2 separate regions of the Homo sapiens genome follow, and region 1 is linked to region 2. The links are chromatin loops, found by intact Hi-C in ENCODE. Cell type or tissue: mucosa of descending colon. All regions are shown on one strand. Links, peaks and the distances in the headings refer to the core of each region. The heading gives the core; the rest is flanking DNA. Region 1 overlaps CILP (cartilage intermediate layer protein). Region 2 overlaps PARP16 (poly(ADP-ribose) polymerase family member 16).

The links. Peaks named below come from ENCODE experiments on the same cell type or tissue, not always from the same donor. Only the 100,000 strongest peaks of a DNase experiment are listed, where the experiment ranks them.
Region 1: it touches region 2 in a loop (3.0-fold over the local background); 12 of 110 quality-filtered maps call a loop at or near these places.

What each region holds. Positions count from the first base shown.
Region 1 is chr15:65,193,301-65,196,211 of GRCh38, reverse strand. It overlaps CILP (cartilage intermediate layer protein), which reads left to right. Exons shown (of 9, transcript NM_003613.4): 9 at 1-1,452. Among named protein-coding and RNA genes, the nearest start is that of CLPX, 9.4 kb to the right of the region's middle. In mucosa of descending colon, for the core only: no CTCF peak of the experiment used is centred there; no DNase peak of the experiment used is centred there.
Region 2 is chr15:65,258,127-65,261,037 of GRCh38, reverse strand. PARP16 (poly(ADP-ribose) polymerase family member 16) reads left to right here. Exons shown (of 6, transcript NM_001316943.2): 5 at 12-153; 6 at 1,496-2,911. The coding sequence ends at 1,631. Among named protein-coding and RNA genes, the nearest start is that of SNORA24B, 26 kb to the left of the region's middle. In mucosa of descending colon, for the core only: no CTCF peak of the experiment used is centred there; a DNase peak (open chromatin) is centred at 1,334.

The DNA.
Region 1 (2,911 bases), core at 212-2,711, 65 kb after region 2:
TTCTAGTGCACATTCAAAGTTAAGCTATTAAATATAGGGTGATCATAGTTCCTCTACCAAGTCTGGAAAGAACATCTCCTGGTATCCACAATTACACCAGGTTGCTAACTGTATTTGTACATTTCCCTTTGCATTCGCTTCTGTTCTTGCTAGAAACCCAGTGTAGCCCAGGGCAGATGTCAATAAATGCATACTCTGTATTTCGATTCTGAGGCCACTGTCCTGTCTTAACTATTAAAGTGAGCCAGCTTCTCAGAGGAGTACAGGGGACTCTGGAAAGCAGTCACAGGTGGTGTAAGTCCTCGCCCCCTAAGTTACAGGGCAGGGCAACATAGGCACACACTCCAGCAGTCAAATTTGTTCTCATGGATCACATTTTCCGTTTGCAGAAAAGAGCAGATTCCTGGAGTTGTGAGCATGTTCTGGGCTCCTGAGCAAGACTAAAAACACGTCCCGATTTTTTTCTTTCCTTCTTTCCAATACTTTGGAGCTTATACAATGGCTTGGCCCAGGGTCTGACAAGCTGGCCAAGTGGTCCTTTGGCTCTCCCAACAGCCTGTTGCCTTCTCCAGCTGGGCTGGCCGGCCTCACTCAGAAATGGGCTTTTACTTTTTTCTTTATGCTCTTCTAAAGATGTTCAACTTTTCCAGACACCAGATCTCTGTTGTGTGTTACAGACCCTGTCCCTGGAGCAAAACAATTGGTCCAAACGGGCAGAGTTTTGGTTTTGGAAAAGGTATTTGGTTTAAAATAGTAAATCAGAGGCCCATAGGTGGTGCCAGAGCGATCTCAGCGGCATTACAGTCAGGGTAGTGGGGTGTGGGGTTGGATAGGATGCACTCACTGCCCCTATCCCAACCCCTCCAGAATCTGTCAGGCAAGAGTCCAAAGGGTTTGGGAGAAGAGAGGACACTGTTTACAATCAGGACAAAAAGCTTTCCCTGATGCCCTGGCCAGCCTAGTGCAGCTCCTTTACCCATCTCTGGCCTGGGCTGGATTTGTACTCTTGGATCACCATCTGCCCGGCTCCTGGGAATTTGGTTTGTAAGCAATTAGAAATTTCTCTAGCTGAGCACATCACAATAACCATAGAAAAAGCAAGCATCTGCAGGAGTGAGGACTAGTGGTCTTGTGATTGCAACTTGACCCACTTCCAGACTCCACATCTGTCCCACTGCTCCCAGGAAGCAGCTCTCACTGACTGCTTGGGGAGGCTTGACTGCCCCTGTTGTGAGTGCACAGCTATCTGCAGCACCATCGCCCCAGCCACTTCAGGAGCCAGAGTGCCTGCTGCTTCAACCTGACCACCAGTTCACTTCAAACTCACGGGGGGAGGGGGAGGGTCGGGGGGGGGTGGGTTGCTGGGGAAGGTGGGCTGACTGGTTCCCCACTCTAGGGCACTTTCCTTGCTGTTCTCAATTGAGGGCCTGAATAAATGGACTCCAGCACACAGCATCTGATGCCTGACTTTTTCCTTCACTCGCCAAACATTTATTGAGTGCCAAACCATGTATGCAAGTAGACAAGCTTTTATGAGATAGTACAAAACATACTACATGTCATGGCATCAGACTTTGAGGAAGTAGTGGTCAAAGAAGTCTTCTTAGAAAAGGTGACATCTAATTTGAGGTCTGAATGATAGCTAGGAGGTGGCCTGCTAATGGTATGGCTGTCAGGAACGAGAGGCACAAGCAGAAACAGATGTGCAAAACCAGGGACTGCAGGCTGGGTGGGGCTTGCAGGCAGATACCTCTCTTTCAGACAAGGAAACACTTTTTTTTTTTTTTTTGAGACGCAGTTTTGCTCTTTCGCCTAGGCTGGAGTGCAGTGGTGCGATCTTGGCTCACTGCAACCTCTGCCCCCGGGGTTCCAGCGATTCTCCTGCCTCAGCCTCCCGAGTAGCTGGGATTACAGGTGTGCACCTCCATGCCCAGCTAATTTTTGTATTTTTAGTAGAGACAGGGTTTCACCATGTTGGCCAGGCTGGTCTTGAACCCCTGACCTCAGGTGATCCACCCACCTCAGCCTCCCAAAGCGCTGGGATTACAGGTGTGAACTGCCGCCAGGCCTAGCCAGCATTCTTGAGTTGAACTCATGATACTTAATTCCTAAGAGTCTTGCCTCCAAAATCAAATGTGCTCCTTGCTAGCTGCATAACTTTCCCCTGGACCTCAATTTACTCACCTATAAATGAAGGATTTCTAAAGCCCTTTTCATGATTTTCAGTGAGGCTAATAGCACCATTCCCAGGATGCTTTCAGTTCATTAAACCACTGCTGATTTGTCGGTTGTTCCCCTGTGGAGACTGCACACTGGATGGACAAAATGCTCATCTCAGGAAAGCCCTAGCGTTTCAGTCTCAGCCTTCTGATCACCCAGTTACTGAGTGCGAATTCTGTGAAGGTCGGTACCATATGGCATGGAGGAGGGGAACAGGCAGGTAGATGGGCAGATCAGGTTGCTTCTGCTTACAAACAAGGGAGTTTTCAAACAATGTTCTCTCAAGTTCAAAGAGTTCTAGCAGCTGACGTGATAAGAGAAAAATGTCACCAAGATGTTGGGACAAGAACAGAGTCTGGAAGGATTGAGAGGACTTAAGCAAAATTAGAGGTAGATGGGGTTTCAGGTAAAGGTGTTGGCTAGAGCCAAAGAATAGAGGTGGGACTGTGCACTGGCAGTCTTTTGATTACAAGTAACAGGGGTGCCAGGTAACCTCAGGAAGGACTGGAACCAAGAATTGCAGAGCCATCAGAATCCAGGTAATCACTCTTTCTGGTTTCAATTAACTTGTCTTCTCTCATGCTCGGTGGCTTTGGTTCTCTCAATTTCTAATTCAATCTTGGGTTACATGCTCTGTTTTTCTTTTTCTTTTCTTTTCTTTTTTCTTTTTTTTTTTTTGAGACAGAGTCTC
Region 2 (2,911 bases), core at 203-2,702:
TCCTTATTCAGATTCCAAGGAGATAGATCGCAGACGAGCGAGAATCAAACATAGTGAAGGGGGAGACATCCCTCCCAAGTACTTCGTGGTCACCAATAACCAGCTGCTGCGAGTGAAGTACCTCCTGGTGTATTCACAGAAGCCACCCAAGAGGTAAGGTCCAAGAGAACAACTAATGGCTGTATTCAGAGTGCTGGCTTTCTTAGTTGTTGTAGGTATCAGCCTCCCCTCCCCCAGCCTTAGACCTCCGCTAGATGTCAAGTATGTAAAGCACCATGCTGGACACGGTGAGAAGTGAGAGATAGGATCTGGAGAAGATGTGGTCCCGACCCTAAGAGGACTGTATTCCAGTGAGAAGAGAGAAAGATTGGTAAACACAAATAGCATGAGAGACTGACTGAGTCCAAATTGGCTGCCGCAAACAGTGTGGCCCCTTAGCCATTAGGCCCATGATTGCAGTCTGAGACCCACCGATGAGGTTAAGCTGAGAGGCAGGGCAGTGACTGGACACCGGTTGTGATTGTGCACAGGCTGGCTCAGTAGCTTCCCACAGTGGCTGCTGAACCACTGACTGCCCCTCTCTGGACCTGAGATGCTTCATCTTTATCTCTAAAATGAGGGCCTTGAACTCAATAGCAGATGTGGGCCTTCAGACCTTATCAGCTTTGGTGGATGCCTAGTTCCATCTCTGCAGTGTGGGAGTAAGTGTGGGGCTCACCAGCGTTGGGGGCCACTCTTGAGATTTTGTTGCATTGTTGGAATCCATGATGGTGCTTCTTGCAGGGGCCAGCAGCAGGTAAGTAGATATGACAGGAAAAGGGGTCACTTTAAATAATCCCCACTCCTGCTTGTACACACCAGTGGTTTCCATGCTTCCAGACTTCATAAACCAGTAAAGTCTCCTCCCGACCCCTGTCCAAATTTGGGAAATGTATATAGGGTGCCTGGGTCCAGGTGACATTATGCTTTGGTTTAAAATCATCTAACTTTTTATCCTTGAAAATTCCATTCCTTTCCCACTTCTCCCTGGAGCATCTCTTTAGTGCACACTTGGGTGGTTTAGATCATCTCCTAGTGGGCCAAAGAGGATTTCCCCAGCTTGGATTTATATCTGCATGTGTCTAAAAGTGAAAAGACTTCAGCTAAATTACCTGCCACCTGCCACCATCTGGGCAGACACCCTGAGCTAGGTCATTGTTATAGATACCAAGATGGGTTGTAAATGGTAAAAGAGGAGCTACAAAAGGGAAGATCAGGATGAGCTCATTGCATAGCTGTCTTTGCGCATTTAGAAAATATCCTGTTGAAAGGCGTGTCAGTGCCTGGGCAAACAGCCCCAGGTTTCTTGAGCAAGGAAGCACGAAGCTTCATTTCATGGCTCAGGCAAAGGATGAAATTCATCATTTTGTCTTCTTAGAGCCAGACTTGTTGTACACACTTAAAAAAAATGTTTTTCTCTTTTTGCCAACACCACTCTTTTTTCCCTCTTAAGCAGGGCTTCGAGCCAGCTCTCCTGGTTTTCCAGCCATTGGTTTACCGTCATGATATCCCTGTATCTGCTGCTGCTGCTCATAGTGAGTGTCATCAACTCCTCTGCTTTCCAACACTTTTGGAATCGTGCGAAAAGATAATCTTTCTGGGCCTGGTGTGGGGGCTACCTCAACTATGTGCCTTATGGTAACTTGTTCTGTACCTCCTATGCCTCATGTCCAGCCAGGTTGAGCCTAGGGGCCAGTTGGGGGACCACAGGACAATTTTCATATGGCCTAAATGTATCCATTGCCTTTGATGATGTTCCCAGCCATACTCCAGTCAACGGGGACTACTAGTCCCTCACTCTTAGGTTTTAGGGGAGTCCTTCCATCTGCTCCTTCTTAAACTGTCCTAGGGAGTTGGCTTTTCAGCCAGGGCCAAAGGAAAAAGCCCTGCTGCATTTAAAAACAAAGTGTCCAAGCTGTCAGTGGTGTGTTTACAATCTCTCCTGGCAGAGGTTGGCCCTTTCTCTAATGCCTTCTGGAAGGCGGAAAATGTGGGAACTATAAATCACTAGGCGGTTGCCTTGTTTTGACTTGAGACACCCAAGAGGAACAGTCATGTTTCTCATAAAAATCAGTGGGATCATTTTTGAATTCCATCAGCCTTTGTATGTGAGTGCAAAACATTTTAACAGTTTTCTCAAATCAACAAACAGCCTTCTCCTATAGCTGTACTTGCCCCCCTCCCCAAAAAACCATGGATGAGAAAGAAAGGAGTCAGGGGCCTGATAAAAAATACAGACTTAATGAGCAACTCAAGATGAGAAAACTGCTCTTTTTCCAAAAATTACCAACTGCTGATTACAGCTGAAATGGAACCAAATGTTTGTTTTCTGATTTTTTTTTAATAGCTGTTTAACAAATTAGTCTTTGCTGAGTAAAAGGGGAAATTTCTAAACCTAGTGCACTGTTTGGCCAGTGTCCACAGCCTCTTTTCTGGCTGTGTTTTAGAGAAAGGGATTTGAGCTATAGGCTCGCCTCCTGTTCTCATTCTCACAAAGCTGCCTTGACTGTGGCCTGCAACCACGAGTGCCATGCTTTCAGGTCTTCTGTGGCCTACTGGCCTTCAAGACAGAGGCCTGCCCCAGTGTGCCACAGATCCATGTGGATGGAGCCTCCTTCAGAGGGGTCACAGGTCTTTGAGACTCAGCCTGGGCTTTAATGTGTAGGAAAAGCCTTCTGGCCACCCAGAGAGCCGGAGCCCTGCTTGCTGTATTCTCTGCTCCCTTCTTCCTGCTGGGTTTTAGCCATAATAGGGCCCGGTACGATTTGGGAGTGACATTTCTGTAAAGAAGAGGAAAAATCATTTTTCTATAATTTGTAAAGTTGTGAAAGAGCCACTACCACAGTTTTTACATTGATTATTGGAACATTTC